4 separate regions of the Homo sapiens genome follow, and regions 1, 2 and 4 are each linked to region 3. Evidence: chromatin loops called from intact Hi-C (ENCODE). Cell type or tissue: mammary epithelial cell. All regions are shown on one strand. Region 1 has its middle 120 kb from the start of ASIC2-AS1. Region 2 has its middle 89 kb from the start of ASIC2-AS1. Region 3 overlaps ASIC2 (acid sensing ion channel subunit 2). Region 4 has its middle 190 kb from the start of ASIC2-AS1.

Region 1 (8,000 bases), 640 kb after region 3:
TCCTGTCTACTCTGGCATCAGGAATTCCCAAGGGGTATCTCTGGCCTTGGGCTCTGCACGGGCCCCGTGATCAGCTCCACACCTGTTTGTTCCAAGGAATCATGAGCTTAAGCAGAGTTTGGAAGTCTTTGAAAAAGCCTGCAACCTGGGGTTCTTGCCTTGGGGGACACAGATGAGCTTCACGGCCTCCCACATTTGCTTGCTTGGGTTTATAGGTACATCTCATTTTATTCTTTTTTAAATTAAAAAAAAATTGATACAGGGTCTCTGGGTCACCCAGGCTGGAGTGCAGTGGTGCAATCAAGGCTCACTGCAACCTCTGCCTCCCAGGCTCAAGCCATCCTCCCACCTCAGCCTCTTGAGTAGCTGGGACTACAGACGTGTACTACCACACCGGGCTAATTTTTGTATTTTTCGTAGAGACAGGGTTTCACCATGTTGCCCAGACTGGTTTCAAACTCCTGGGCTCAAGTGATCCACCCACCTCGGCCTCCCAAAGTGCTGGGATTACAGGTGTAAGCCAGTGCACCTGATTTAGCCTCATTTTATTGCACTTTGCTTTACTGTACTTTGCAGATAATGCATTTTTTACAAATTGAAAATTTGTGGCAATCCAGCGTCAAGCAAGACTATAGATGTCATTTTTCCAACAGCTGTCTCTATGATGTCACATTTTTGTAATTCTTGCAATATTTCAAACTTTCTTATTATTACTGTGTCTGATATGACGATCTATGATAAGTGATATTTAATGTTACTATTGTAGTTGTTTTGGGGCACCATGAGCCACATCCATATAAAACAACAAATTTAATTGATGATTGCTGTGTGTGTTCTGACTGCTTCATCTCTTTCCCTTTCTTTGGGAAATTGTTTCCCTGAGACACAACAATATTAAAATTAGGCCAATTAATAACCCTACAATGGCCTCTAAGTAGTCAAGTGAAAGAAGGAGTCACACATCTCTCACTTTAAATCAAAAGCTAGAAATGATTATGCTTAGTGAGAAAGGCATGTAGAAAGCTGAGACTGGCCTAAAGCTACGCCTCTTTCACTAAATAGCCAAATTGTGAATGCAAAGGAAAAGTTCTTGAAGGAAATTAAAGGTGCTACTTGTGAACACAGGAATAAGAAGAAAGTGAAAGCCTTCTTGCTGATATAGAGAACGTTTCAGTGGTCTGGATAGAAGATCAAACATGCCCAACATTCTCTTAAACCAAAGCCTAATCCAGAGCAAGGCTCTAACCCACTTCAATTCTATAAAGGATGAGAGAGGTGAGGAAGCTGCAGAAGTAGTTTGAAGCTAGCAGAGAGAGGCTGGTTCATGAGGTTTAAAGAAAGAAGCCATCTCCACAACATAAAAGTGCAAGGTGAAGCAGCAAGTGCTGATGTAGAAGCTGCAGCAAGTTATCGAGAAAATCTAGCTAAGATAATTGATGAAGGTGGTGATATAGCTTGAATACATGTCTCCACCAAATCCCACGTTGAGTTGTCCCTCCCATTGTTGGGGGTGGGGCCTGGTGGAGGTGGAAGGTGTCTGGGTCATGGAGGTGGATCCCTTATGGTTTGGTGCTGTCCTCCTGATAGTGAGTGAGTTCTCCTGAGATCTGGTTAAGTTTGTGCCCCCCATGCCACTGCCTCGCTTGCACCTTCTTTTGCCATGTGAAGTACCCGCTCCTGCTTCCCCTTCCACTGTGAGTGGCATGCTGGTGCCATGCCTGTATAGCCACTAGAATCATGAACCAATTTAACCTCTTTTACTTATAATTTACCCAGTCTCAGGTATTTCTTGGTAGCAATGCAAGAACAGCCTAATATAGGTGGCTACACTAAACAATATTTTCAGTGTAGACAAAACAGCCTTATATTGGAAGAAGATGCCCTCTAGGACTTTCATAGCTAGAGAGAAGTCAATGTCTGGCTTCAAAGCTTCAAAGAACAGGGTAACTCTTTTGTTAGAGGCCAGCGTAGGAGGTGACTTAAGTTGAAGCCAATGCTCATTCACCATTTTGAAAATCCTGGGACCCTTAAGAACATCTATTCTGCGCCCATGGATCAAGAAGTAATTTTGACCTTTAAGTCTTATTATTCAAGAAATATATTTTATAAAGCTATAGCTGCCATAGATAGTAATTCCCCTGATGAATCCGGGCAAAGTGAATTCAGAACCTTCTGGAAAGGATTCACCATTCTAGATGCCATTAAGAACATTTGTGACTGATGGGAGAAGATCAACATATTAACTTTAGTGGGAGTTTGAAAGAGATGATTACAACTCTCACGGATGGCTTTGAGGAGTTCAAGGCTTCAGGGGAGGAAGTCACTGCAGATGGGGTGGAAGTGACAAGAGGACTAAGAAGTGGAGCCTGAAGATGTGACTGAATTGCTTCAATCTCATGAAAAAACTGGAACAGATGAAGTTCGAAGTAAGAGTTGTTTTTTATGGGTGAGCAAAGAAAGTGGTTTCTTGAGATGGAATCTACTCCTGGTGAAGATACTGTGAATACTATTGACGTAACAAAGGATTGAGCATATTACATAAACTTAGTTGATAAAGCAGCAGCAGGGTTTGAGAAGATTGACTCCAGTTTTGAAGGCGTGGGTAAACTGTGGGTAAAATGCTACCGAACAGAATTGCATGCTACCTGTTAAATCCTTTGTTAAAGGAAGGGTCAGTCTACATGGCAAACTTCATTGTTTTATTTTTAAAAATTGCCACAGTCCCCCAGCCTTCAACAGTCCCCATCCTGATCAGTCAGTAGCCATCAGCATCAAGCTAGCAAAAAGATTACAGATCACCAAAGGCTCAGATGATCATCAGCACTTTTTAGCAATGAAATATTTTTTAATTAAGGGCTGACTTTTTTTAGACATACTGCTATTGCACACTTAGTAGACCACAGTATAATGTAAATGCAATTTTTATATACACTGGGAAACCAAATAATTTGTGTGACTCACTTTATATTGACTTTATTGTGGTGATCTGGAGCTGAATTTGCAATATCTCTGAATTATGCCTTTATATCTGTTCTCTGTGGGTTGAGGAGAGTTTTCATTAACATCTCCAAGTTCTGAACTATGGTGCCTGGTTCAATCCACACACACACACACACACACACACACACACACACACACTGTAGAGGTGAGGGTGTCACAGCCCAGAAGGAGGAAGAGAGGAATTGGCCTAAAGTTGCTAGGGGTGTCAGTGGGACTTTACTGCAGCTCCTGACACCCAGTCCACAGCCGATCACTACACCATATTCTCCCAAGACTGTCTGACTCTCCTTTGCAAAAAGAGACAGACTTTTAAATCAGGATTGCCCTATGTCAGAGGGCGTGTTCCCTGAGGTTCGGTGAGGAGTTTGGCCCTGTCCAGAAGGCTCTGTACCAGGTGCACAGGAGCAGCTGCATCCAGCTGGAACCTCAGAGCAAATGAGAGTGCCCACATCCCAGGGGGCATCAGTCAGCGGGCATCCCAGGGGCTTCTCTTAGCTTCAGAAACCCTCCCTTGTGATTCACTACCACCCTGGGAGACAAATGGAGCAAGTGAGTGCCTCTCCATTTAACAGATGGGAAAACTGAGGCCCTGAGGGATTAAGTGACTTGCTCAGAGTTTCACAGTCAGACAGAGGCAGAGCTGGGCAGCCCCTCAGCTCTGTGCATTTTGTCTACAAGCAAGGTGACTTTGGGTTTAGTGTGTTCATGTTTCAACAAGAATGTAAGTTTGGGATCAGACATATGTTACCCCTGTTGGATAGTAGCTTTGCAATCAGTCTTTGCAAAAAATATCCAGAACAAGGCTAGAACAAGGTGGTACAGAAACAAATAACACGTGTTACAGTTACATATGAGCTTGGATTACCTCCTTTATAGAAGGAAGTGGAGACATCCTTCATGCAGAGATTTAGGATCTCTCACTAGCACTAACCCTCTTGCCCCCACCTAGTGTTTATTCCAATCACCCCTGTTGCTTTTTATCAAATGAAAGATACAGATCCACTTTTAAGAGTAAAGAAGAGAGGAAGCACAGTTTATTAATTACCCATTGGTATCCCAAGGACTTGTGCTTCCATTATCTCATTGTTTTATTCATTCATTAATCCAAACACTCATTCAGCAGGGATTTCTTGGGGGCCTACCTTGTACTGGGCTCTGTGGTCCTGGGAGATGCAGCAGGGAATAGAGTCACAGGCTTGCACTCATAGAGAGAACCTTCTAGCTGGGGAGACAGACAACAATGACAAAAACACATAGCACTAGGAAGGGAGCCAGTAGAATTTCAGGTGAAGAGTAATGGGAGATGGGAACCTACACAAACTGGAGAGACCCAGGAAAGCCTCCTGAGAAGGTCCTTTAAGATGAGCTGTGAGGCCAAGGAAGAGCAGGCCAGGCGAAGGCAGAGGGGACAGCCTTCCAGTGAGTGGAAACAGCAAATGCAAAGGCCTCGAGGCGGGGCAGGGCTTGTGCTTTTGGGGAGCAGAAAGAAGGTCACGGAAAAAAAACAGCGTGATTCATGGAGAGAGGCCCAGGGCTGAAAAGGGAGAGGCAGGAGTGGGGCTCATGGTCTCTAGAAAACAGACTGGGTTTGAGTTTGTGTAATAGCCTGGTGAGGACGGTATTATTATTTCTGCTTCCATTTTACAGTTACAGAAACAGAGGGCAGCATATGATACTGGGGGGTACTGGGATAGGGCTGTGTTATTGATTGATGGGGGACCTTTGACGGTCAGAAATGGAGGGAGGCTGGTGGTGTACCCCCTTGACTTCACCTGAATGTCAGGGCAAGGCCAGGAGCATGCAGGAGGCTTAAAGATTGGGAACCCCTATTCTTGGGCCTTCTCCCCATTCTTTCTGGAGCAATTGGAAGAGGCCCATGGGAGGGAGGTGACTGTCATGATGTCCCCCACTATGAACTATGGGAATGGCTGGAGGGTCACTGGGCCTGGTGCTCCAGCTGCCTGACCTGCAGGGAAGTGGTACCTGCAGGACCTACAGTGAGGGAGTGTTGACACCCTGGCTCTGGGAAGGAGCTCATGGAAAGTTGGGTGAACTTCTTGTTAGACTACGCAGGCTTTCAGAAGTGCATTCCATACGGAGTGGGGTGGCCTCCCCAGGGAGGAGCAGAGGGCAGCCACTGGAACAAGCTACAGCTACAAAAGACCACCTTTATCCCTCTCAAGTTCTCCCAGGGGCCCCTGTGTCTGCCTGTACTAGAGGAAGTTTCCAAAGGATTTTCCTTTCCCCAGGATGAAGAATGAGGCCACACTGCCAAAGCAAGATCTCGTGCTATGTGTGATTGAATCTCCTGCTGGGCGCCAAGCAGGAATCTCATCATTTCCCCACAGGCCCTGAGAGCACACAGGCCTCATCCCCACCCCACCACAGTGCAGTGCACTCACTGCAGAGCCAATGAGGCCTGAGCTCAGGGTCTGCGTCTGCCTGCATCTGCATGGCCACTTCCATCTGTGGTACTTGTTAGTTTATTTTAAATGTGCGATTTGTTTGGTTGCATTTTCTCCTTCTAAATATACAGTAGTTTTTGCATGTAATTATGTATTTTTTAAGAAGGGCTCCCAAATTGTGCAAGCTTCAGGCCTCACAAAACTGGATTGGCCCCTGCCATCTATAAGGAAAAAGGCAACTGGTTTGTGAAGTGCTGGCCTGGCTGCTCCTCCCCAGGAACCAACCAGATAGGGAGTTTCTTAGGTGAAGCTCAGTGGTCTCTGGTCCCGATCCACAATGATAAACTGGCCTGCATCCAGCCCCACCTTTCTCCTTCCCAGTTGAATGCATTTTGTTCAGGCATCTGTTGTCATGCACACCTCAGAAGAAACTGACTCCTTTCCCTGGCCCAGGGGAGCATCTGGTTGGCCTATGATCATTTCACTCCCCTTATTCATAATTGGTTAAGGGCAGAGTTTCTCAACCTCAGCACACATGTACATTGGCGGCTGGATAATTCTTTGTTGTGGGGCTGTTCTGTGTATTATAGAATGTTTCACAGCATCCCTGGCCTCTACTCATTAATACCAGTTGCACCTCCCCAAATTGTGATAATCAAAGATTTCTCCAGGCATTTCCAAATGTCCCCTAGAGGGCAAAATCCCCGCCACAATGTATATGTGGGTTGGGAACTACCAGTTTAGGGTGACCCTAATTCTGGCCAATGAGACTTGAAAGAAACTCTGCAGGGCCCTTCCTGGAGCATTTCAAAGATTCCCCATAATTTTCCAATGATGCCCAACTCCTTGCAGCAGTGAGCAAGGCTCTGCGCAGCTGGAGGGCTGGTCTGTGTCTCAGCTTTGGGCTGTTACTCACGCCGTTCCTGCTTCCTGAAATCCTGAAATTTTCCTTCACCTGGTCGGCTCTAGTCCTGCCAGGTTCAGAACCCAAAGCCTCTCCTCTGTGTTATTCTGGTGTCGTGCACATATGCTTGTCACTGCATTTATTACAGTGACTGGAATTATTAATTCACTGTCCTCTGTCCCCTACTAGAACATAAGATCCTTGAGGGCAGGAGACACACTCATGCTGACATCTCTAGTGTCGTCTAGTGGCTGGAACATGGTGGAGCCTCAATAAATGATATTTGACCTGTATTAACTTTCTGCCCCTCACTTTCTCATTTATAAAAGGTAGTGCTTGTACAAGGTGACCTTTGTAGAACTCTATGACTCCACAGTCAGGGGCCAGTTCCACACAGGATGGCATCAGTGACATCTTTTTTTTTTTTTTTTTGAGACAGAGTCTCTCTCTGTTGCCCAGGCTGGAGTGCAGTAGTGCAATCTTGGCTCACTGCAAGCTCCGCCTCCCGAGTTCACGCCATTCTCCTGCCTCAGCCTCCTGAATAGCTGGGACTACAGGTGCCCGCCACCATGCCTGGCTAATTTTTTTTTTTTTTATTTTTAGTAGAGACGGGGTTTCACCATGTTAGCCAGGATGGTCTCAATCTCCTGACCTCGTGATCAGCCCACCTCGGCCTCCCAAAGTGCTGGGATTCCAGGCATGAGCCACCGTGCCCAGCTGGCATCTTTCTGTGATGACATTTCTGTGAGCAGGCATCTAGGAGAGGATGAGCTCCATTTTCCCATTTTCTATTCTCCCCACATCCAGAAGACCTGCGTGCGGCCTCTAGAAATCACATTAAATCTATCAATTAGAAATAACAATAATGTTAGAATAATCTTCATGTTTTAGTCCTGATAGTTCAAAAAAGTTAATCTCTTGCATTCACTCCTGGCTTAATGCCACAGTCAAATTAGATTTATGAATTTAGCATGATTGCAAGAGAACAGATAGCTGCATGTTCTGCTGAGCCAGTGCAAACCTTTAATGTTTAATTAAGAAGTGGAATTAGGAGTTAAGTATGCCTTGCTTGGGATATTAAAAAAAAAATAAGAAATAGCCTTAAGTCTTCCAATCACAGCCAACTTCCAGCCTCTCCAGCCTGCCAAGATTATTCTCAGGGGAGATAACTTTGGAGAATGGTGCTTCCCAGTACTAAGGTAATGCTGTCTTTATTTTAACAGTGAATGAAGTAAGCTATACAAGCAAGCTGAAGCACTTCAACATCTGCCCACAGCTCCCATCCATTGCAAGAGATGTAATTGTCATTGTATTCTTTTGCTAGGGCTGCAGTAGCAAGTGCTACATATTGAGTGGATTAAACAACAGAAATGTACTGCCTTATAGTTATAGAGGCTAGAAGTTTGAGATCAGGGTGTCAGTAGGCCACGCTGCCCTATAAGGTGCTACAGAAGGATCTGTTCCAGGCCTTTCTCCTGGGTTCTGGATTCTGGCTCACTGCAAGCTCTGCCTCCCGGGTTCATGCCATTCTCTTGCCTCAGCCTCCTGTGTAGCTGGGACTACAGGTGCCCGCCACCACGCCCAGCTAAATTTTTGTATTTTAGTAGAGATGGGGTTTCACCATGTTAACTAGGATGGTCTCGATCTCCTGACCTCGTGATCCACCCACCTTGGCCTCCCAAAGTGCTGGG
Region 2 (8,000 bases), 610 kb after region 3:
TGCTTTGTGTCCTCCCTCATTGATTATGATGGGCTGTTGACTATTTGAACCTGGTACTTCTACTTGATCAGCTCTACACAGTTTCACTCCTTTTCAATTTCAGTTTCTCTTTTATCAGTGTTCTCTGTCAATCCTTATAGGCCTAGATGTTCATTGTGGTTTCATCATCTATTTGATCTCTCCTGTGATGTTTCATTAGCATTTCTTCAATAGTTTCTCAGGGGTATTTGCCATGATTCAGCCATTGTACACTTCTTAAAACTTTCAAGCCTTTGAATAACTGAAGGAATGTCTCACAGAAACATAACCTTTCTTGATTACATGAATTAACCCTCAAAAATGCATCCGATTATCAGAAATACCTTAATGCATTGTATTGGGTTCAAAATGGATAAGGTATGTTTAGTATTACGTGATGAATAAATTCTAAGCTTAATTTAAAAAATGTTAAGTAAATGTCTAGAGATGCATACAATTCTAATAAATAGATATTTTCTACCTGTCTCCTGTCATTGTCAACATTTGTAAACTAACAGGCATGGTTTTCTTGTGAATACCAGATATTTGTGTGTTCATTGGCTTGATTGAATATGTGAAACATTCCTAGACTTCTTTAGCTCAGTATGTAGGAAGGTAGATGGGTAGATAAGAAAGGAGGAAGAACAGTAGGAAGATAAATATGTCGGTTGATAGATAGGTAATAAGGATAATTGCCATCATTATTATTTTGCTTGGTTTTTCATGATTAGCCACGTGAAACATTATTATAGTTTATTGCGCGTGTTCCTGGTCTCTTAGTTTGCAAAGAGCATTCACCTCATGATCTCCTAACTACTCAGTAATAGAGACAAAGTAAATATTCCCATTTGACAGAGGAGGACATAGAAGTCCAGAGAGGTGAGCTCCATGAGCAAAACGTTAGATGCAGTAATGTAATGCCGTAAATAAATGGCAAATCTGGAGATGAATCCCTGGGCTCCTAATTCAGTGCTCCTTCTACAATACTAGGTAGGCAGAGATGACAAGAAAAAATGTTGGAAGTAGCAATGGGTACTCCTTTCCCCATTCCTTCTGTGAAGGGCTTTGGTTTCATTTAAAAAGTAGAACACTCTAAAAAACTTGGCTCAAGACTTTTTGGCTCTCATAAAGCAACATTAAAACAAAATGGCCCCAGGTCATAAAGATTGCATTGTACTGAGAAATGACCTCGCACAGTGGTCAACCTCAGTCCCAGACAAGCTTGCAAAGCAGAAAATCTTATTTTCCACTTTTCCTGACCAGCTTTTCTGGAGCCCTGAGCTCTCTTTCTTATGAATGGGGACACTGAGCTAAGAACTGAGATTTCCTGATGCCTAGATAGGATCTTTACTCCTTACCCATATTTTTGACACCTGGTATCTGACCTTTGCAGGCCAAAGGGCCAGTTTCTGTTGAGTTCTGATAAAGTCAGTCCACAAGTGCTATTTGCTGGTCATCTCATCTGTGACTATCTTCTGCTGGGCATTGGTTCCACCTTATTCTAATCTCTGATTGTCAAAATACAACTCAGTCCTTGCAGGGATAGTGGAAATGCCAATGAATTGGGCAATTTTATAGTGTGTCTAGTACATGCCATAACTTCTTAACATGTAATTTTAATTCTCACAACAAACTTATGAGGTTGTTGCTATCATTCCACTTTATAGACAGGAAGATGGAGGCTTAAAAAGGCTAAGCAAACTCATCAGTGGTGAACAGCTGGTGCACAGTAGAGCTGGGATCCAAATGCACAACTGCCTGATCTCAAAGCACTAATTTTTACACTCTGTCATTAGCACCTGAATACTTTTGTTTTCAAATCCCCAGCTCACCGGGGGTTTGGACCCCAAATTTTAAAGAAACACTGTCACCCAACTCAATTCTTCTGACCATGAACAAACATCCCAAGCAGTATGAGAAATTTTAGCAGCCATGGTGCAGAGCTCTCTGAAGCCTGATATAGATTAGGAACAGAAAGAAGATTAGATGTGTGTATATTATGGATTGTGGGCATAAGACTTGGATAAGGAAAAGATTGCATTGTACTGAGAAATAACCTTATTTGAGGGAAGGAAGAGATGTTCCACTGATTGGCCAGATCCCAAGATGCTAGCATGGGAGTGAAGGTGGGCTTGGAAGGGGAAAAGAAGGAATCCACAGCCCTCTTTCTGCCCTGGGTGGTATAAGAAAGTTGAAGGAATTAGGGGAAGACGAGTGTGCTCTTGGGGATCACATCCCTTGGAGGGAGAAGAGAGACTTAGAGACAGTGAGTCCCCTTCTACTTCTGTATTTTGTATAGAACAGACACTTCTACACCTTAGTTTCTTTGAATTCCAGGTATTGGAAACAGAAATAACAAAAACATGTACATTTTACTACTTCAGTTCTACTGAAAATCAGATTCCTTGACAAGCTGGGATGGGGCTGTCGGTGAGGGATCATCCCTGTAATATCAACTTCTGGGTGCAGAGTAGCTACAGAGGGATGCAAGGGGCAAAAAGAGTCTAGGTGTTCTTGTAATTATCAACCAATAGTGGAAATGGCAGAGTGACAGAGTAAAGTAGGGAGGAAGGGGAGAAGTGGCCAGCAGGCACAGTGCTGGGGGAGCTGACAGTGAATGGCGCAGGGGGCAGAGCTGGGGGAGAGCGGTGGAGGAGTCTGAGAAGGCTCCTTGTGAACATATTTTGAGCTTTGGAAGATGAGGTAGGTGGGACGCACAGGAAGGAGAGGGACAGCTTTCCCACCAGGGAACCTTGTTTGGAGAAGTTACTGAAGTTGATGCCCACAGCCCTGTACTGTTGTTTGGCCAGAGTGGAGGACTGTCTTGAATGGTGTATGAAAATGAGGTGAAAGATGCCATGGAAAGCACCTGCCTGGGGTGGCTACAACATCTTGCTGCCTCTGTTTATCAATCTGTCAAATTGGAGAAATAATCCGTTTTATAGAAATGTCAGGAGGATTAAAAGTGGTAGCGTATGTCAAGGATCCAGCCCACTCCTTGGCATAAAATAGATGCCCTGTGAACTGTCACTTCTTACTCATTAGAAAGGGAAGATGATGGGTCCTTGGGGCCTCTTTCATATACATTTAAATGGTTGTTGAAAGGGATCCTGGAGCCCCTCTTGGATACAATAGAATGCCTCCATTGCACCACACCCCAAGACGCAGGAGAGAACTCTGCTGGGCACACTGTAGGGCACCAGCTTGTCTTCTTCCTGCTGTAGCTTGCAGTAGGGAGGTCTGGGACCTGATAATGAGGGGCAGACCAGCAGGGCTGAGACCCCAGGTTACCCACTCTGATGGCCTCTGCCCTGCTGCTTGTGTGTGTTCACCCATGAGTGTGTGTGCCTGTGCACATGTGTATATCTGTGCTCATGTGTATAAATGTGTATCCTTCTCAGTAACTCTAAAGCCTAGAGAATGACAGACAGAGGATGGGCAAAATGAAAGCCAAAGATAATTGTCATTGATCTATCTACTTAATGGCCTGAAAATGCCCAATTAGAGCAGGGTGCATGGCTGGCTGCTGAGCCAGAGGGCTGAGGGAATTCTCTGGGCTACTGCTCATAGTGCACTGCTTTTATTGAGGTGCCCTGTGGATAGCCAAGGCTTTCTTACTCCTGCCTCCCTGGGAGAAGGGTCCTGGATTCCAGACACCAGGGAGGTATGACATGCCACCCCCATACCTGTCACCAGTAATCTAATAGTGGCTTCCTGGCTTCATCTCTGGGCTTGGCATGTGAGGACGGTCCCCATCATGAATCACAAGATGTATTTCTTAACTGTCTTCCTTTCCTTTTTGCCTCTGAACTGTGAGCTGAAGATGAGGTGAATGTAGTATTATCAAGATGAACAGAGTCCAGTGGAGCCTGGGGAGGGAGGCTCCATCTGGTGGCAGCCACATGTAATTCTGAGGGACCACACTTAAGAACTAAATGCACTGTGGCTTGCTTCCCAGCTCTGGAAGGTGTGGGATGTTAGGCAGCTCACTTGGTCTCTCTGAGCAGAGGCAGCAAGCATTACGATGATATCTAACAATTTCTGGTCCTTTCCAGTGCACTGTCCTGGCTAGAGCCACTAACACCCCCTGCCTGGGTTATTAAAAGATGAGCACTTCGCATGTTGTTCACTGCAGTATCCCCACTGCCTTAAACAATGACTGCTATATAGGAAGGACTTAGTAACAATATATTGAATAAATAAGTAGAAGACAAGATGACTGCCTGGGGCCTCAAATCTGCAAACGCCTTATGTGGGCAAGGATCTTTCTAAGACAGGGTCATCTAGAAACCACAGTGAACACCTTCTACATGCGCAGCCTGCATTGTGAAACTCTAGGGTCTCTATTTGTGTCAAATACAATGGGGGCTGTGCCTCTGAGGTTGCAATGTGGGGGACTAGCCAGACCTAAGAAGAATGAAGAACTCTCAGTCTTTGCACTTGAGCTTATTGTTGATTCATCCACATAACTGTGGTCTATAAAACTATTCAACTCACATGTACAATTTTAGGAAAAGTCATGTTTGAATGATTTTCATCTTTAGAAACTATAAAACTGTATTGTTAAAAAATATTCTGAGAACCCATTTATGATGTTAAAACTTCAGAAAAATAGAAATAGAGGGGCTGTTCTTAACTTGATAGAGTGCATCTCCAAAATACTTGTAGCTAAAATACTCGATGCTGAAAGACCGAATACCTTCCCCCTAAGATGTGGAAGTAAAGATATCCACTCTCACCACTCATTCAACATCGTTCTGTAAGTTCTAGCCAGTGCAACAAGGCCAGAAAAGAAAATAAAAGGCATACATGTCAGAAAGGAAGAAATTAAACTAACCCTATTTGAAATTACGTGATTGTCTACATATAAAGTACCAAAGAATCCACAACAAAACCGTCTACAACTAATAAGTGAATTCGGCAAGGTTGCAAGACAAGATCAATATACAAAAATCAACTGTATTTCTATATACTAACAATAAACACATGGGCATTGAAATGCAGAATAAAATATTTACAATTGCTCAAAAAATAAAATAATTACAATCTAAATATGTACAGGACTGACTTGTATGTTCAAAACTACACATGCTGATGAGAGAAATCAAAGATCTGAAAAATGGAGAGACATACCATGTTCACGGATTGAAAAACTCGACATATCAACTCTTCCCAAATTGACATACAGGTTTAATGCAATTTCTATGAAAATCCTAGTATTTTTTTAGGAATAGATAAGATTATTCTAATATGTGTATGAAAAGGCAAAGTAACTAGAGTTGCTGAAATTATTTTGAAAAAGAGGATCAAGTGGTAGCAATCAGTCTTCTGAATTTCAGGACATTACACAGCTACATTAATCAAAACTGTGCAGTATTGGTGGAGGAATAGACACACATATTAAAGAAACAGAACAAAGAACCAAGAAATTGACCCACACAAATATGTCCAACAGATTTTTGACAGAATTGCAGAAGCAATTCAGTAAAGGAAGGTAAATTTTGAACAAATGATGCTGGAGCAAGTGGATATCCATAGGCCAAAAGATGAACCTCAACCTAAGCCTTACTTTAACTATTAACTCAAAGTGGATCAGAGACTTTTGTATAAATGGTAAAACTATGAAACGTAGAAAAAATATAGATAAATTATTTCAGACTTGACACTGAAAGTGTGGTCCGTAAAGAAAAAATTGATAAATTGAATTTCATCAAAATTAAAAACTTTTGCTATTTGAAAGACTCTCTTAAGAGGGTAAAAAGACAAGGTACAAAATGAGAGGAAATACTTTCAAATTACATATTGGACAAAGTATTAGTATTTGGAATATATAAAGAACTCTCAAAACTCCATAGTGAAAAACAATATAATTAGAAAATGAACAAAAGTTATAAAGAGACATTTCACTGAAGAGAATATACAGATGGCAAATAAGCACATGAAAAATGCTCGACATCATTAGCTATTAGGAAAATGCAAATTAAAACCACAATGAGTGATCACTATCCCTCTATCAGAATGAATAAAATAAAAAAGAGTGAGAACTCCAAATGCTGACGAGGATGGGAGAAACTGGATCACTCAGACATTACTGGCGAGCATGTAAAATGACACAGCTACCCTGGAAAGTTGCAATTTCTTAAAAAACTAAACACACGACTACCATATGACCCAGCAATTGCACCTCTGGGCATTTATCCCAGAGAAATGAAGACTTATGTTCACACAAAAATCAGTATGCAAATGTTGATAGCAGCTTTATTCGTAATAGCGAAAACCTGAAACAACTCAGATGTCCTAGAATGGATGGTTAAACAAATTGTGGTATCTCCATATTATAAAATACTTCCTGGCAATAAGAAAGAACAAACTATTGATGTACAAACAACCTGGATGAATTGCCTGAGATTTATGCTGAGTGGAAAAAAAAAGAAACAGTCTCAAAAGGTTACATGCTGTATGATTCCATTCATATAACATTCTTGAAATGATAGTTACAAAAAAGCAGAACAGATTAGTGGCTCCCAAGAGTTTAGCAGGGACTGAGGAGTGGAAGGAAAGGGGCTGTGGCTATAAAAGGGTAACATGAAGGATCCTTGTGGTGATAGAGGTATTCTACCTTTTGACTGTGTCAATGCCAATGTCCAGGATGTGATATTGTACTATAGTTTTGCAAGATGTTACCATTAGGGTGAACTAGGTAAAAGGCATACAGGATCTCTCTGCATTATCTCTTATTATTTCTTATAGCTGCATGTAAATCTAAAAGTATTTTAAGATAGAAAGTTTAATTTTAAAATTAAAGAAGAACAAAAACTACACATGTGACAAAATTTTGTAGAAACACACACACACACACACACGAGTGCCTGCTAAACCGGTGAGATCTGAGTAAAGTCTATAATCTAGCTAATTGTATTGGTCTGGTTAAGTGTATTGTGCCACTGTCGATTTCCTGGTTTTGATCATTTGTTATGTTATGAAAAGTGTTGAGAGAAGCTGGGTGAGTGATAAGTACGTAGAACTTTTCGTATTAATTCTGCAACGTCTTGTGAGTCTATAATTATTTCAAAATAAAAAAAGTCTTTAAAAAGAACCGAGAACAAAAAAGAAACCATTTATTATGGAGCCAAATGTAAAATTCCAACACTGACAGTTCTGTTAGAACTGTCGCCACTCGTCTGGATGTGCATTCGCAAGCTGCCCTGCGAGTGCTGTCAATTGCAAATTCAGTCAATTAGGACTCAGCATCAGGCAGCTGGAATGACACTTCCTCTAGTGAAGCCTCAGAGAGCTTACTTATGCCACTCATTTCAGATGGAGAGCAAGGGTTTGAATTTGCCCCCTCTAGAGCCCATGCTCGCACTTCTGCACCGTATGGCAAGGTTGAGTCAGGCAGAGCTTGTCCTCAAGAAGCCCGCAGTCTGCTGTGGAGAGAGGTGGGCAGTAAAACACATGCTCCAGCTGTAGCCATGTCCCTGTCTGGACCAGTTAACTCAATTCAGTTTCAACTTGCAGACAGCTCCTTCAAGCCAATCAGACATCAGAGAAATAAAAAGGATGTGACAAAAGAGAGTGAGGTGGAGAACACAGTCTCCCTCTCCTGGACAAACTGCTCTGGGAAAGTTTGCACTTGGAGGTAGATGGGGATGAAGCCAACACATCATCCCGCTGTGGTGTGGCAGGAATCCCAGAAAGGAGTGTGTGCATGTGCATGCGTGTGTGTGTGAGTGCTGCTGTAACAGAAGGGCCTCATCTGTCTGCCCATCTGTGAAATGGGGAGGCTGCCAAAATTCCTCTTCCCTTGGGTTCTAACAGACTCCCAGCAAGAATGGAAAATAAGATATTGGGGCTGATATTTAGGTCCTTGGACAATAGGATCAGGACCTAGGGATGTGAAGAGCAACAGAGGCTGCTCTCAGCCTTTCTGTAAGTGCCCCAGGTGGGCAGGAGACTAATCCAAAACAGGAGAGACAGGAGGT
Region 3 (8,000 bases):
AAGCCCTGGGCTCAGCCAGAGCAGAACAGAGAATGGCCAGAGGACCAAGAGGTCAGAGAGACAAGGGGACAGGACGACCAGCTGCAGAGAGGAGTACTCTCTCTGCTGATAGCGGAGACGATGAGATGATCAGCTGCAGAGAGGTGTACCCTCTCCACTGAGAGCTGCAGAGATGGCCTGCCAGCAGAGAGGAGCTACCCTCCAGGGCCTCCTCGCTGCTGAGAGCTGAGCACTCGATGGGGTGAGCTGCCTGCAGAGAGGAGCTACCCACTTCTCTGAGCTCTTCTAACACTAAATAAAACTCCTCTCCTTCTCCTCCTTCTTCTTTTTCTTCTTCTCCCTTCACTTGTCTGCATCCTTCATTCTTCCTGGATGCAGGATAAGAACTCAGGCAAAGGCACCGTGGCCACAGAGGTTTCCAGCCAGAAAAATCGGCACCCTAGAGATCCTGTAACAATACCCTGTCTCTAGCAAGTAAAAAATATAGTCAGGAGTGGTAGTGCACCCCTGTAGTATCAGCTACTCATGAGGCTGAGGTGGGAGGATCGCTTGAGCCCAGGAGTTCAAGGCTACAGTGAGCTATGATTGTGCCACTGCACTCCAGCCTGGGTGACAGAGCATGAGACTCCTCTAAAACAAACAAACAAATAAACAAACACCCAAAACCAACTTAAAAAACCTATAATGTCTTAGTTTTTTTTTGTTATTTTTGAAACATTTTGGCTGTAGATAGAATTCTAGGTTGATAAGTGTTTTCTTCCAGAATTTCAAAGGTGTTATTCCTCTGTCTTCTGGCCTCCATTGTTTCTGATGAGAATCAGTCATATTCTTTTTATTGTTCCCTGCAGGTATTATGCCCCCTTTTCTCCCTCTGGCTGCCTTTGTGCTTTTCTCTCGGTCTTTGCTTCTCAGGATTTAAACTACATTATGCTTAACTGTGGCTTTCTTTGTAGTTATCCTGCTTGGGGATTCTTGAGAATCCTGGATCTATGAAATGATGCTTTTGAACAAATTTGAAAAAATATTAGCCAGTATTTCTTCAACTGTTTTTCTGCCTTATTCTGTCTCTCCTTTCAGGGATACCACTTATATGCATGTTGGAGTACTTGACACTGTTCACAAGTCATTGGCGTTCTATTCCCTTCCATTAGTCTTTTTTCTCTTTATGTATTATTTTAATAATTTTTATTAACCTGTGCTCAAGTTTGGCATTCATTTATTATTTTGTAACCAATCTTCTATTGATTCCATGCAACAATTTGTAAATTTCAGATGGTGTGATTTTCAGTTCTAGGGCTTTCATTTTTTTAAAGGTTTCCATATCTTGACTAAAAGTTTCTCATTATTTACATCTTTTTCTGCAATTATTTAACATGTTTATGATTGTTATTGTAAAGTTGCTGTTTTCTAATTCTAACATTGGGGTTATATGTAGATCTATTTCTATTGGTGGTTTATTTTTCTTTTCCTGTTTTCCCTCTTCATGTGTCTAGGAGTTTTTGATTGTATACTAGGAGAGAGTCATTTTTATTAGATACTGAACATTTCAGATAACTATTTTTGGTGACTCTGGGTAGATTATCTTTCTCTGAATACTGTTGAGTTTTGTTCTAGTAGGTGGTTAAATTAATGGTGAACTACTTTGATTTCATGGAGACATTATTTAAGGCTTTGTTTAGAGATAGGTATATTTTAGTTTTGTCTTTAGTCCTGGGGTTTAGCCCCTGGTCTTGGGAAGCGATCTTAACTCCTAAGGAACAACACTTCTGGGTTTAATGGAAAGCCTGAGTTGTTCATCAAGATTTTCTAATTTGGTGAGACTTATATTGTAGCCTATCTCCCCATGCAATGGCAGCAACTGAAATTACTGCTCAGCTCTTTCAACTGTTGTCATCCCCCTGGGCTTTTTAGACTCTCTCCCTATCCACATACAGTTCAAAGTTCAACCTAGATTTGTGTAAAAATTTGAGGGCTCCTCCTCTGTGGGTTCCTCTTTTCTAGGATTTTCCCTTCCAATTTTCAGCCTTTCTGGCAACCCTGAATACTGATTTCTGGTTTCTTAACTTAATGCCTGCTGATTTGTGGTTGAGCTCCATCCCCAGTATTCCCTTAGAACTTTGAAATGCCCTCAAGGGAGAACTCAGGTAAATAAACCTGTGCTGTCCAGTTTGTGCCTGGTTTTGGTCTCTCTCCGGTGCTGTCAAATAGTAGTTTTAAAATATTTTGTCCACAGTTTATGATTGCTATTTCCAGGAGAGTTAGTCTGATATTAGCTTCTCCACCATTACTGAAAACCAAAAGGCTTTATACTTACTTGAATATTTGCAGGGCTCTTTTTTTAGGTAGATGTTCCTATTATCATGTTATTGATGAGGAAACTGAGTTTCAGGAAGGTTAAGTAGCCTGTGCAAGATCACATAGTGATCTTGTGAGGGGCAGAGTCAGCAGATTTCAGATCCTAAACTTGTGCTTGCTAGTGACCCAGTGCCACAATGCCCCATAGGTCAAGGAAATCGATGGGAGGGATGGAGAAACCCTCCATGGAGCACTTTTCAGACATTATTTATTTAATTAGTTAGTTTTAGAGACAGAGTCTTGCTTTATCACCCAGGCTGGAGTGCAGTGCCATGATCATAGCTCACTGCAACCTTGAACTCCTGGACTCAAGCGATCTTCCCGCCTCAGCCTCCCAAGGAGTTAGGACTACAGGGATGTGCCACCACAGCCAGCTAATTTTTTGAACTTTTTTTTTTGGTAGAGATGGAGTGTTGTTAGGGTCTCAATCCTCCTGCCTCTGCCTCCTAAAGCACTAGGGTTACAGGTGTGAGTCATCATGCCCAGCCTTTCTTTTGTTTTTCTCTAACTGCCCTGTTCTTCCTTTCCCATGAAGCCTTGCTCTACTTTGTCATGTTCCTCTTTCTTTTCAGTTTGTGAGCTAAACAGGCTTTCACAGAGATTTCCTGTATGACCTTGAATAAGTCACTGCTCCCCTCTGGACCTTAGTTTCTCATCTGTAAATAAGAAGGAATTGGGGGCTAGACACCACCAAGTCCCATTCAAGTGTTGATATTCTATGATTTAGAATCGGAGGGAGAAGGGTGGGAGGAGGGAGAGGAGCAGAAAAGATAACTATTTGGTATTGAGCTTAATAACTAGGTGATGTAATAACATGTACAACAAACCCCTGTGACATGTTTATCTATGTAACAAACCTTCACATGTACCCTCAAACCCCAAATTAAAAAAAATTAGCCAGGTGTGGTAGCAAAAAAAAAAAAAAAAAAGAATTGGTTGGATCCCCTACATTGCTCAATATTGGATCCATGAACACACAATCTGGATTTTGGAAGGACTAATCATGCCTTTTGGGCAGGGACTGGGGGTCTAAAATGATGCAGGTTAACTTTGGGGGAAACTCGTTTCTCTTCTACTAAAATGGGTTCTTACAATGGGTGGACAATGAATGTAGCTGGTGAAGCTCTGGAGATGGGCCAAGGTTTGTTCAGGGTCAGCCACTTCCCCCTCTTTTTTTTTTTTTTTTTTTTTTTGCAGAGGTCATGATTCAGATACCCCTCCAGCCCTGCTGTGGCTGGTTCATCATTTGCTCCATCAGCGTCTCTGAAGCCTCACACACAACAGCAGCTGGAAAATTACTGTGTGCACAGCACCGACTCTTGCTTACCAATGAGTGTCTGAAAGTGGGTTGGAGTATTTGTTTATCCGGGTAAGCAAAGACTCAGGAGGACCCTGAAGCACCATCTTCAAATATCTGAAGAACTGTCTCAGGGAAGAATTAGATTTGTTTTCTGGCATCCCAAGGGAAAGATAGACACAAGAATAGTTGTAATACGGAACGTGGGATGATAATAACGTTTATTTTTGTTGCAGGCACTGTGGTAGGTAGGCACATTATAAGCATTGGATACATTCTGGCTCAACATAAGGAAGAACTTTCTAATCCACTGGTATAATTCAATAATAAAATCACTGTCTTGGGAGTGACTTCTCCATCACCAGGGCTGTTCAAGTAGAAACTATACAACTATTTGGCTGGGATGGGAAGAGAGAGAGATTCAAGCATTGGGTGTACAGTTAGATGAGATGACTTCCATGATCTCTTAAGCCTTTGTGTCTAATCATAGACCTTAAATCTACTATTCTAATTTGAGAATGAGAGATAGCAGAATGACCCATGCAGAACCTCGAACTCCTCTCTTTCATGAGACAGCTGTGTGACTTTGGGTAAGCTACACAGCCCCATCCCTCAGCCCCAGCTTTTAGTTTCCTTATCTGATTAAATAAGTTCAGTGCCCAGATGCTAGTAGGTACTTGCCAAGACTTAGTTCTCATCACCTTCTCTTAATAAACTCCTTCATGTTTTTCTATCCTTTCATTTATTCAACAAATATTCTAGCTCCACCTTGGCTCTCTTTACAATTTGGCTAAACAGGCCAGCAAATCTCTGCCTTTTTGGCTTAAGTTATTTTGAGTTGAGTTTCTTGTGATAATGACTCCTGCCCGGTTCAGACATCCAAGTCAAGATGTTACCAGGAAGATGAATCTATGGGAGTGGAGCTGGGAGAGAGATCTGGGCTACAGACATGAATGTGGGAGTCATTAGTGTATAATGAACATGTAGGGTGGATGAGCTAGCCCGGAGATCGAGGAGAGACACCCAGGATTGAGATGCTCCTGCATGTACTTGACAACTCATCCTCCCCCACTCTTTCTCCACTGTGCTATGGAACTGGAGGCTTTGATAATTGCTTAAATTTATGAACAGAGCAAGGAATGCAGAACTTTTGTGATTAAATACCCTGGTGCATGTCTTTCATTGCTCCACTGTCTGGAGCTTCTCTCAACAGTCGCCTTCATTTTGTAGAGAGAAGCTGATGTTTGCCCTTAACCTGCCTGGGGACATCCTTATGTTGTTCTTCAATCATTGATTTTTCCAGCCTCTCCCAGACCAAAGATCCTAAGGCACACCAGTAGGTGGCGCTGCAGCAAGCACAGCTGCCCAAGGCCTCCGCAGCCCTCGCAGCCCTAAGGGGAGTCCAGCCAATCTCCTAGGACCTTGCCAAGCTCCCTGGGCCCTTCCCTCCTTTGTGTCTGCATCCCACACTCTGAGGCTTTGACTTAGATGCTGCTGTGAGTGGATGCTGAGAAGATGATGAAACTGCCTAAGAGTATGTGGTTTCTGCTTCTGGAATGGGCAGGAAAGCATATATGAGGAGAGAGGAAAAAGGAGGGAGACAGGGAGAGATATCCACCTGGCTCACCTGATACCCACCTGGCTCTTCTGTTATGTCAGTCACTAGGCCTTCTGCCACAGGGATAGGACACGGTGCTCACAGGGCTGTTCCATGGTGCCACAGGGATTGGACATTTGCTCACATGGACCAAATTCCATTAGGCTTGGGGGTATCCCTGAGGGTTCCTGCCCAGGTGGAGGTCAGGATCCTCAGCCTTGCCTGGCCTGGCCTCCTCCCTTTCCTCACTGACCCGTGTGTCTGAGATCCTGGCTCGTCTTCCGCTGGGAATGACTATTTAAGAGCCTGTGCTCCGTGGTCAAGATTAAGCTGGCTTTGAATCTTGGCCCTGACACCACCTTAGCTGGGGGACATTGGACAAATGGTTGAGCCTCTCTGACCTTTCCTTCTGCATGAGATCAATCCTGAGATATTGGCTGCTTCAGAGGATGCTGTGATTTTTGAACATGTTAAAGTATGTGTAACCCAGATATTACCCTTGGCTGACATTTGCTCTCTGTTCTGCATAATAGGACCTGACATAAAATGCAGCCCCTTGTTAAGTTGTACAGAAGGCCCACTCACCCAAAGCATTAGAACACACAGAAGATGTCAGAGGGAGTTGGAGGAGGGGGCTACCTCAGAGCAAAGCAAAACCTTCCACTGGAAGAGAGGATTCTACTCCTCCTTCACCTGCCTGATCCTGCTCCCTCCCCATCTTTTTCTCTCTTTCTTCTCCCTCCTCCTTTCTCTCTCACTCATGTGCTCTTACCCTTTTCCAGGAGCAGAATCAACATGTTCCTAAGCAGTTTCATCCTATTCTGAAGTCTTGGCACATGGCAACATCCTTTCCCACAGAGTCTCACTATATCATAGTATTTTCCCAAGGAAAGGAAGTTCCCTCCCTAAGAGGAATTCCGAGGCTAGATGTTAAGATATTTTTCTGCCTTGTTGTGTAACAAGATGGAACATCTCCAAGAGTGCCTGATGTATACAGATGGTGAATAAACGGCAGCCATGGTTTCACTGTGAGTCAGTATTGCCCTTCTATCTCCCTAGTTAGGAGGTTGGCTCAGGGAGTGCAGTGAGTGATGGCTGGAGCCCACCTGGCCATGCCTTTGCATCAGTCATGAAGAGACACACTCCAATGACCTATGGTTCCAATGAAGTCTCCTCTCTGGGATCTCTGTCTGTGTATTATTGGCTGGGAAGCTAGCATCCAACAGTTTGACCACTTCTTCACAATGGTGTCAGCAATGCAATGTAGTGGCTGGTGGTGTGAGAAGAGCACTATTGGGGCAGGAATTGTAACCTCTCAGCCTAATGTATCTGCTCCACTAAATCAGGGGTCTGGACCAGATAGTTTCTAAGCTCCAGGGTCTTCAAAGTCTTTGAGTCTACATATCTCACTTACTGCCATCCAGGACAGATGGTGGTAGGTGGATGGGCTACTCTCAGATGATTAGGGTGGTCTAAATGTTTAGGTCAGAACATGCTTTCTTCCTTTTCTTTGTCTGGAGAAACCGATCAAGACGAGGCCAGCATGACCCTGGCTTAGAGCCAGCAGAAAGCCTTCTCTCTGAGAAAAACTGCCTTGGGAACGGAGGCAAAAAGTCTCCTTTGCAGTCTGTTTTTCAGACAGCATAGTCAAAAGGAGTGTTCAGCTTGCTCAGCAAGGCTCTATCATTGACAAGATAGTGCTCAACCTGATGGACGTGTCCTTTGAAAGTGTGAGAGACAGGAGTGGGGGTGCGCCCTGGGCTGTTACCTTGTTGGGGGCCTCAGAAAGGCTTTTGTTAGCCCAACCAGCTGAGTGGTCCAACCTAATCATATAAAGACTTCATTAATTCCTAGGATGCGTCAGGCACAGGGCCAGACACTGGGGCTATAGAGATGAGTAAAACAGGGTACTTGCTCTCAAGGGGCCCCTGTTTGCCTGAGCCCCTCCCGCTACCATCTTGAGGCACATCTCCAGAGCCCTGGAGCCTGTTCTCTCCCTCCTCCTCCTGCCCACACAGCTGAGGGGTGGTGGGAAGAACTGATGAGCTGTGTGGTCTTGGTCAAGTTACCTAACTACTCTGGGCCTCAGTTTCCTTATCTGTAAAACAGAGATAATAATTTGCAACTCCTAGGACTTCCTGAGAGTTAAATTAGACAATAGACATGGATGCACCTTGCACAGTGTTTACATGCGTTTGTTGAGTCTGAGTCTTTAGGTTAGGAAAGCACTTATGAAAGTCCTTCATTCAAGATGGCAGTATGGTGGCTGGTCTCTTTGCCTGTCCTAATTGCCATCCTCCTCTCAGAACATCCCCACATCTCTTCTTGCTCACTGGATCTCAGACTTTGACACATAGTGGGTGCTTGATGCTTGCTTGTTGAATGAATGAATGAGCGAGCAAATGAATGAATTTCCCTATCCTACTTTCTCCCAGCCCCAGACCAGAGGATAAGTACAAGAGACTGCCTCCTCTAAGCCAGAACTCGGGTTCTAACCACTGGAATTGACAATTCCCCTTTGGCTAGGGCTGGCTTAAATGCTCCTTCTGTGGGTGTCAGCTGAGTTCTGCACTCTGCTGAACCAGGCTGAAGCCAGGCAGGAGCAGAATGTCCATGCTGGTCCTCATGGGCTCTACAATGAGGTGGGCTTAGCACCAAATCACATCTGAGTTCAGGACTAGCCGATGGTCAGGATTTCCAGTGTGATCTTGGGCATGACACTCAACCTTTCTGGGCCTTTGTGCCCCATCT
Region 4 (8,000 bases), 710 kb after region 3:
ATTTTTGGTAGAGATGGGGTTTCATCACTTGCCCAGGCTGGTCTTGAACTCCAGAGCTCAAGTGATCTGCCTGCCTCGGCCTCTCAAAGTGCTGGGATGGCAGGCGTACTCCATTGTGCCTGGCCATCCTTCCCACACTTTACCTGGACCTGGAGATCCGTTGTTTATGCTTTGCTTCTTTTACCTCCAGTTGAGATGAAGATCATGCTACTCTTGCTTCCCACTGCTGCTGTCAGGTCATGCCACCTCTCCCTCAGATTCTCCCCAACTTCCATTTTTCTCCCTATGGACTCCACAGAATGTGAGATTTGCAAGTCCAGAGAGGGAGTGACTTCTCCAAGGCTACAGGCCAAGACAGAGGCAAAGCCTGGACTAAACCTCCCTCCCCTTCTTCCCCAGGTCTGCAGGGTCCTCAGGACACTCCCCTCTGGTCTCTGATGCCTGCCTCTGACAGGCGGGCCTCACCTCAACTCCATCCCCTGACATCATCCCCGCATCTTCAAGTCACTTTAGTTTTAGTGAAAGAAGCCAGTGCTAATTCAGTGTGTAACATGAGCTAGACATTCTGCATTCTCAGGTGGCCCTCAACAACCTCAAGTGGAAGGTACCAGTATCATTTCCATTTCAGAGATGAGGAAGTCAAGGCTTGCGAAGGTTAAGCGACTTGCTAGAGAGCGCACGCCTTGAATGTAACAGAGTTGAGCTTTGAGCCCACTCAATCTAACTGCAAAGCCCACCCTTCTGCCGGCCACACTCTCTGGGCAGTTCCTCTCATCTCTTGCCCTCCTAGCCACCTGCCTCCTTAAGCACCCGCCTCCTGGTGCCTGCTTCCCTGATTCCTTGCAGCTTTCCCTGAGCACTCTTGGGCTTCTCCCATGCAAACTGCCACCTCCCAGGTCTGGAGATGTGGAATCTTGAACCCCAAACTCTGGTCCTTTCACCTCTTCCATCCTTCAGTGCAGGGGCTTGGCCTGCATCCAGAGCAGTTTATGGAAACTCCTTTGGCCTCAGATTTAGCCTCTGCAAGAGGAGACACAGTACAGTCCTTCCTCACAGGGCATTCGGGAGAAAGAAGTCCTGAGAAATAATGGTGCATTATTTAAAAGCAGGGCTTCCTGATAGGAAAGAAAAAACAGAAACCCAGACCCCAATTCACTAACTCATCATGGGTAGGGTGGAAGTGGCAGGATACTGCCCCTCCTGGTCTCTGCCTCCCTGTCTACAAAATGAGATGGCACGGTGGTGGCCTGGGGATTCCTTCCACCTCCCACCTTCTGGGCCACATGAGAATAGAAGCTGCCCTCATGATCTCTGAGCTGCCTTACGGCTCTAGAACTCCAGGATGATAAATATATAAGGCTTCATAATGTCCTTTCTTCCTTCGTGTGCCTCTTAAGTGATTAGTGTAATACTCTGTACACAATAGACTTTTAATTATTATCTGTGGAACGCATGCATGCGAGAGCCACGCAGGAGCTCAAATGGGAAGGAACTGAAGTCCCATGGGACAACAGTCCACGGAAACATCTCCCCAGCCTTCTTTTCAAGGGGAACACAGGACACGTGTCTGCAGCATGGCCCTGGGCTCAGGGGGCCCTCGGCACAGCCTAAGAACACTTGGCTGCCCCTCCAGAGGTGAGAGGAGAGCAAGCTGGCTCCTGCTCTCCTTTCTTCCTTTCCCTCCTGGGCAGGGGAGCAGGAAGGTGAAGCAGCACCACCTAGGAGAGAACCGGGTTGGGGTGCAAGAGCACAGCTTCCTCTGGAGCTCTGGCAGGAAGGGTGGTGTGTGATTCTCCCTCCTGGAGGCCTTTCTGTCATGCATGCTTCAGGACCCTTTCCCTCCCTTTCCCCCTACCCCAGGGAAACAAGACCCCTCTCCTTCTCCAGCTGCTCCCCCAACCCCAAGACCCCATCTTTGCTTGGTAGGACTCACTTCCTCTACTGGGAGGAGAGCGGCGAGGCGTTCTCTCTGTGGAGCACAGGAGTGCTGTCTAAGAGTGCAGGTGGGGGCTCCTCGGACCGTGTGGGAGGGGCGCTTTCACCAGTCCAGCCCCTGTTCCTCTCCTCTACTCCTGTGGGCCTGGGGGTCTCTCACATGGATCTCACTATTGAAGGGGAACTTCTTAGTGGTCCCAACCTTAGCACCAGTTTCATGCACAGATCCTGAGCTGGCTGTCCCCATCTGGACCGCCCTCTCCATGGCTCCCTCCCACACCTCAGAGCTGTCACTTGGTGGGCTTGTCATGCCCACCAGACTGTTACTTATGGGAGGAGAGGACGACTGCCTCTCTTACAGCTTGCCCCGGCCTGACACAGCCTCCAGTCAACACCCACTTCACCGTCAGCCCTGCCTGCTCTCCAATTTGGTCTCTGTCATGCTCAGGCCTGTTCTATTTCTAAGTCCGTCCAAAGCCAGTGTGGATTGGAGAAAGAGGGTTATTGGCAGGTACAGGATTGGGGGGCCCAGCTTTGTGTGCCTTGAAATGTCCCATGCTGCCAACTCCAAGGCTGTGCTGCCAGTGAGCCTCAGGAGTGCCCGAGTCTCCCCCCATGCCATCTTCTGCCAGGCGGGACCTCAGTTAGGGACCAGCTGTGGGGACCAGCCTCCCTCTTTGATCTAAATATCCACTTTCCAGTTTTTCATGCAGTTCCTCACTTCCTTCCTCTACTCCTGTCCATTGCATATCTATTCTGTGCCAGCCACTCCGCTAGGTGTAGGGAATGTTGTTGTGATGTGTGGGTGTGCAGGGTCCCTGAGGGAGAAACTGAGGTTCAAGGAGGTCAGGTGAGGGGTGAGCAGATGTGGTGGAGTCAGAAGACCCAGAGAGCCCTTGTCCCACTCTGCAGAAGACTATCCAGGACCCTGGGCAACCCCTTCCTCTTTCCTGGACTTTGGTTCCTCATCCTTAAATGAACAGATTGCAAGGAACTGAGGGGGAAACGGTGGTTCCTGAGGTTTGGTAGACTGATGAAGACTGGATGCTCTTCTCAGATGAGCTCATGTGCACGATATTGTGCAAAATAAATTCAGTGCACTCAGGAGGCCCTGGAGCCTGGGGTGAGATGCTCGCTAGGAACCTTTACATTCCAGAAATAACTTAGTGCCTAGGGCCCAGTGGTTAATAACTCCAAGATGACTTAGTGCCGAGGGCCCTACATTTAATAACAGGACTTAGTGCCCAAGACCCTACAGTTAATAACTCCGAACAGTGCCCATGACCTGCACCCTATGTGGAGTGCACCCGGATGTCAGAGTTTGTTTTTCTGTTTATAATGCTTTGTTTGTTTTGTTTTGATCTAAGATCATTGAGACATCAGGCATTGTCTGATTGGGCTAGGGACTCAGCAGGGCTGATCTGTGATTTCTGGAGTCTTCAGAGAAAGCTTCCTGTATGTTTTCCTTCCTACTTACACCCAACCAGAAGCTTAAGGCAGCTGGGGATGGGGAGAAGGGGGTGATTCATCTTTCTAATAAAACACATCCATCCAGTTTCCTGGGGAAACACATTGGAGAGATCCCCAGGCAAGACTCAGGGAAATAAAGTAATAATGTTATCAGTCTTCACAGAGCTATTTAAATACAGATTGGGTTGCTGGGAGATGAAAGGGGGCCCCTTTTGTTATGAAAATGAAGGGAGATGGGAGGGTTGAGTTTGTGTTTTGATATGTTAATCAGCTTGGAAGCCACCCAGGGTAGGGACGGGTGGGGAGGCTGAGTTGCCTGGCATATTTATTTGTTCAGTTTAATTTAACAGCTAGGCTACAACTGGGCTGCAGTCGGGATTGTGTAAAGATGATTACAGCCCTATCATTAATCAGATGCCTGCAGGAGACGGCTCATAGCTTGCTGCTACCTTGGCTGCATACAGATCTGCAGCCGCCCTGACACGGCACCAATGTGGTCTCATTCCGCCATCTAGTGGCACTGCCAGGAATTGTTCTGGGAAAGTCAGAAAAACAAAGTATTTTGGTTTCTTTTTAAATGATGCGGCCACCTTCTAGAATAAACAGAAACTGCTGCTGTTTCTGAAGAGATAAGATATAGAAAGGTCTTTGGAAATTAAGTGACCAGTCTTCCCTTTTTACCGATGCTGAATTTGAGGTCTGAGACAGTAATTTTTTCAAGGACATAGTTTTTTTTTTATTGCGACTAGAATTTTGAATTCCAAATCCATTGATTTTCCTAACATACCAATGTATATAAACACGGATACGTCTCCATCCCTCACGCTTTCATCCATTCTGTTTTTCAACTCTTCTGTATAACGTTTTGGTTTACTTTTTCTTTCCTTTGGATTCAGATCCCGATTTCATTTAATTCTAGTTTCCCCTGCTCCCTGCATAGAATGACTTAGAGTCCAATTAAGAAACAATTACTCCAGCTGATGGAGGGTCAGGGGAGCTGCAACAGCAAAGAATGAACTGTCCTGTAGAACTGGTAGACTTAGGGGGCAGACCGGGTGTGCTGAGAGGCAGCGGGAGGCTGGGAGGGAATGCTAGGCTTTGGAGCTTTCCTCAGCCCAGCTTAGGGAAGCCGGGGGTGGGGGTGAGGGGTGGGGTGGGGGTGGGGAAGATTATACTTTGGTTTTACTCTTGTTAAAGATGTCCTTCTGTTAACATCCCACATTTGTCGTCTAAGCACCACCTGACAGAGCAGGCACTGGGAAGGAGTGAAGAGCAAGGCAAGTCCCTGCCCTCTAGAAGGTTGCAGTCTGGGTAGAGACTGACCCAGGAACACATACACAGAGTAGGGTCATTTTTCCAAGAGTAGACTCAGCTGGTGGCCCTCTGAGAGTCGGCCCTTTCAAACAGAAATTTAAAAAAATATTAAAATTAAGATAAAAAAGAGTTTCACTTTTTCCTCCATACCTCTCAGAGGAAATTAAAATGAATCTAATTTATAACCTTAGCACCACTTCTTCTAACCCCTTTCTCTCCACCTCAATCATTCCCATACTCTACACTCTGAACGCTTTCATTAGCAAAAAAAAGTCAAAAGGTGGGGTGGTTAGAAGAATGAAAAGACAAGCCACAGACTGGAAGAAAACATTTACAAAGCACATATCTGAAAAAGGAATTATATCCAAAATATACAAAGAACTCTTAAAATTCAATACTAGCAACATAAGCAACCCAATTAAAAAATGGGCCAATGATCTTAACAGACATCTCACCGAAGAAAAGATATATGTATTTATGACTCTTTCATGTCTTTTGGGGACTGGATAGACCATTTCCTTTTATCATTGAATAATATCCATGGTATGGGTCTACATAGATGGCAGATAAGTATACAAAAAGATGCTCCACATCAATGTCATTAAGGAACTGCAACTTACAACAAGAGTGAGATGCCACATACACCTCTGACAATGGCTAAAATCCAAAACACTGACATCACCAGATGCTGGTGAGGAGGTGGAGCAACAGCAACTCCCATTCATTGCTGGTGGGAATACACAATGTTGCAGCCACTTTGGAAGAAAGTTTGGCAGTTCCTTATGGAATCAAACATATTCTTACCATATAATCCAGCAATCAAGCTCCTAGGTATTTCCCCAAACAAGTTAAAAACATACATCCACACAAAAACCTGCACACAAATGTTTATAGCAATGTTATTTATAATTGCCAAAGAACTGGAAACAATGGAAGCAATCAAGATGTCCTTTAATAGGTGGATGAATACACTGTGGTACATCCAGACAATGGAATATTATTCAGTGATATAAAGAAATTGGTTGTCAAGCCATAGAAAGACATGGAGAATCCTAAATATGTATTGCTAAGTGAAAGAAATCCATCTACAAAAGCTACATACCGTATGATTCCAGCTATATGACATTCTGGAAAAGGCAAAACTATGGAGACAGTAAGAAAATCAGTGGTTGCCATGGATTGGGGGAAGAAAAGGAGGGAAGAAGGGGTGAAGCTTGGGGGTGGGAGTCTTTTTGGCCAGTGAAACTATCCTGTATGATACTGTAGTAGTGGACACACGTCATCATACATTTGTCAAAACCCATAGAATTGTATAACACAAAGAATGAACCCTAATGTAAACAATGGACTTTAGTTAGTAATGTGAAAAGAAAAACTTCAGCTGAATTAAATTTAAAGGAGTTTAATTGAGCAATGAACAATTCGTGAATGGGGCAACCCCTAGAATCACAGCAGCTTCAGAGAGACTCCAGTGCAGCCGTGTGGTGGAGGAAGATTCATACACACAAAAAAGGGAAGTGACGTAAGGAAATCGGAAGTGAGATACAGAAACAACTGGATTGGTTACAGCTCATCCTTTGCCTTATTTGAACACGGTTTGAACACTTGGCGGTGTATGAGTGGTTTGAAGTATGGCTACTGGGATTGGCCAAGACTCAGCTATTGTTACAGGTGCATACTCCTAAATTAGGTTACAGTTCATCCACGAGGTCTCAAATATAGAAGTACAGAGTCCTTCTCAGGCCATATTTAGGTCACTTTAACAGTAACAATGTATCAATATTGGCTCATCAATTGTAACAGATATATCACACTAATGCCTGTTGTTAATAACAGGGGAAACTGCAGCTGCCGGAAGAGAGCGTACATAGGAACACTCTATACTTTCTGCTCCATGTTTCTATGCACCTAAAACTGCTCTAAAAATCAATTTTAAAAACAAAAAATAAAAAGATGGGTGGGAAGGGGTACTGATTCCCTTCCTCCACCCCAGCCTCCCTGCACCACCTCTCTATCCCTGTTCTTTATGGGGTAGGTTGTCTGAATCTCTCCCTTGCATGTCCCTCCCCTCTTCTCTCACCTTTGAGAATCAACTCTTCTCAGCCCATCTTCAGATTCTGCTCCTAAAACATCAGGGATGATGGTGGGGGGAGGGGTGGAGAGTCCATCCGAGTTGGCAGGTGGCGTTCCTTCTGGTTAGAGGGGTTATGCATATTCATTGTGAGAAGGTTCCCAGCATCTGGGCTCCGGATGTCACACAGACACTCCGATAAAGCTATGGACATACCCTAAGGCCTCCTAGCTCTAAGCAGGCCCAGCAGCTCAGAGGTCACCCCTGAGCTCCTGGGGGCTTCCTGCTCCTGGGAGCAGCTAATTGTTTATGCATCTCTCTCCCTGGGTAAACTGCAAACTCTGAAAGGTGAAGACTACATCTAATTCATGCTGTTGTTCCTTCTCAGCATAACTCTAGCATCTAAGGCAGAGTATATGCTCAAACTTCAATTATCAAATAAATGTGTTGATGGGTTTAGTATATGTGTTAAAGAACAGTTCCCTATAGGCTGGTGCGGTGGCTCACGCCTGTAATCCCAGCACTTTGGGAGGCCGAGGCGGGCAGATCACGAGGTCAGGAGATCGAGACCATCCTGGCCAACATGGTGAAACCCCATCTCTACTAAAAATACAAAAAAAGTTAGCCAGGCATGGTGGCGGGCACCTGTGGTCCCAGCTACTCAGGAGGCTGAGGCAGGAGAATGGTGTGAACCTGGGAGGCAGAGCTTGCAGTGAGCCAAGATCGCACCACTGCACTCCAGCCTGGGCAACAGAGCGAGACTCCATCTCAAAAAAAAAAAAAAAAAAAAAAGAACAGTTCCCTATAGACAGTGAGAATGTTGCCTTGTATAACAAAAAGGACTTTGCTGATGGGATTAAGTTAAAGATTTTTGAGCTGACGGGATTATTCTGGATTATTCAGGTCAGGTCAAGGTCATCAAAAGTGTCCTTATGAGAGGGCAGAGGAAGGCAGGGGGACATTTGACTACAGAAAAGGAGAGGACAATGTGAAGAAGAGATCAGGGTGAGGTGGCCACAAGCCAAGGAATGCTGGCAGCCACCAAAAAGCTGTAAGAGGCAAGCAAATGGATTCTCTTCAAAACTTCTGTGTGGAGCACGACCCTGCTGTTACCTTGGTTTCAGCCCAGTGAAACCCATTTCCAATTTCTGACGTCTAGAGCCATAAGACCCTATGTCTGTGTTGTGTTAAAGCCTCTCAGTTCCTGATG

What was found. Hi-C counts contacts between places; a loop is a spot of excess contacts. Peaks named below come from ENCODE experiments on the same cell type or tissue, not always from the same donor. Only the 100,000 strongest peaks of a DNase experiment are listed, where the experiment ranks them.
Region 1: it touches region 3 in a loop (14-fold over the local background); 42 of 110 quality-filtered maps call a loop at or near these places.
Region 2: it touches region 3 in a loop (17-fold over the local background); 2 of 110 quality-filtered maps call a loop at or near these places.
Region 4: it touches region 3 in a loop (12-fold over the local background); 9 of 110 quality-filtered maps call a loop at or near these places.

What each region holds. Positions count from the first base shown.
Region 1 is chr17:33,675,337-33,683,336 of GRCh38, forward strand. It overlaps a transcript of ASIC2 not described here. Among named protein-coding and RNA genes, the nearest start is that of ASIC2-AS1, 120 kb to the left of the region's middle. In mammary epithelial cell, no CTCF peak of the experiment used is centred here; no DNase peak of the experiment used is centred here.
Region 2 is chr17:33,644,268-33,652,267 of GRCh38, forward strand. It overlaps a transcript of ASIC2 not described here. Among named protein-coding and RNA genes, the nearest start is that of ASIC2-AS1, 89 kb to the left of the region's middle. In mammary epithelial cell, a CTCF peak has its summit at 3,916 (motif pointing left); no DNase peak of the experiment used is centred here.
Region 3 is chr17:33,033,865-33,041,864 of GRCh38, forward strand. The region is part of intron 3 of ASIC2 (acid sensing ion channel subunit 2); the gene reads right to left. Among named protein-coding and RNA genes, the nearest start is that of SPACA3, 46 kb to the left of the region's middle. In mammary epithelial cell, a CTCF peak has its summit at 4,992 (motif pointing right); DNase peaks (open chromatin) are centred at 5,077 and 6,207; H3K27ac peaks cover 1,091 bases.
Region 4 is chr17:33,747,398-33,755,397 of GRCh38, forward strand. It overlaps a transcript of ASIC2 not described here. Among named protein-coding and RNA genes, the nearest start is that of ASIC2-AS1, 190 kb to the left of the region's middle. RefSeq lists enhancers at 2,945-3,484, 3,103-4,261, 3,485-4,022. In mammary epithelial cell, a CTCF peak has its summit at 3,914 (motif pointing left); no DNase peak of the experiment used is centred here.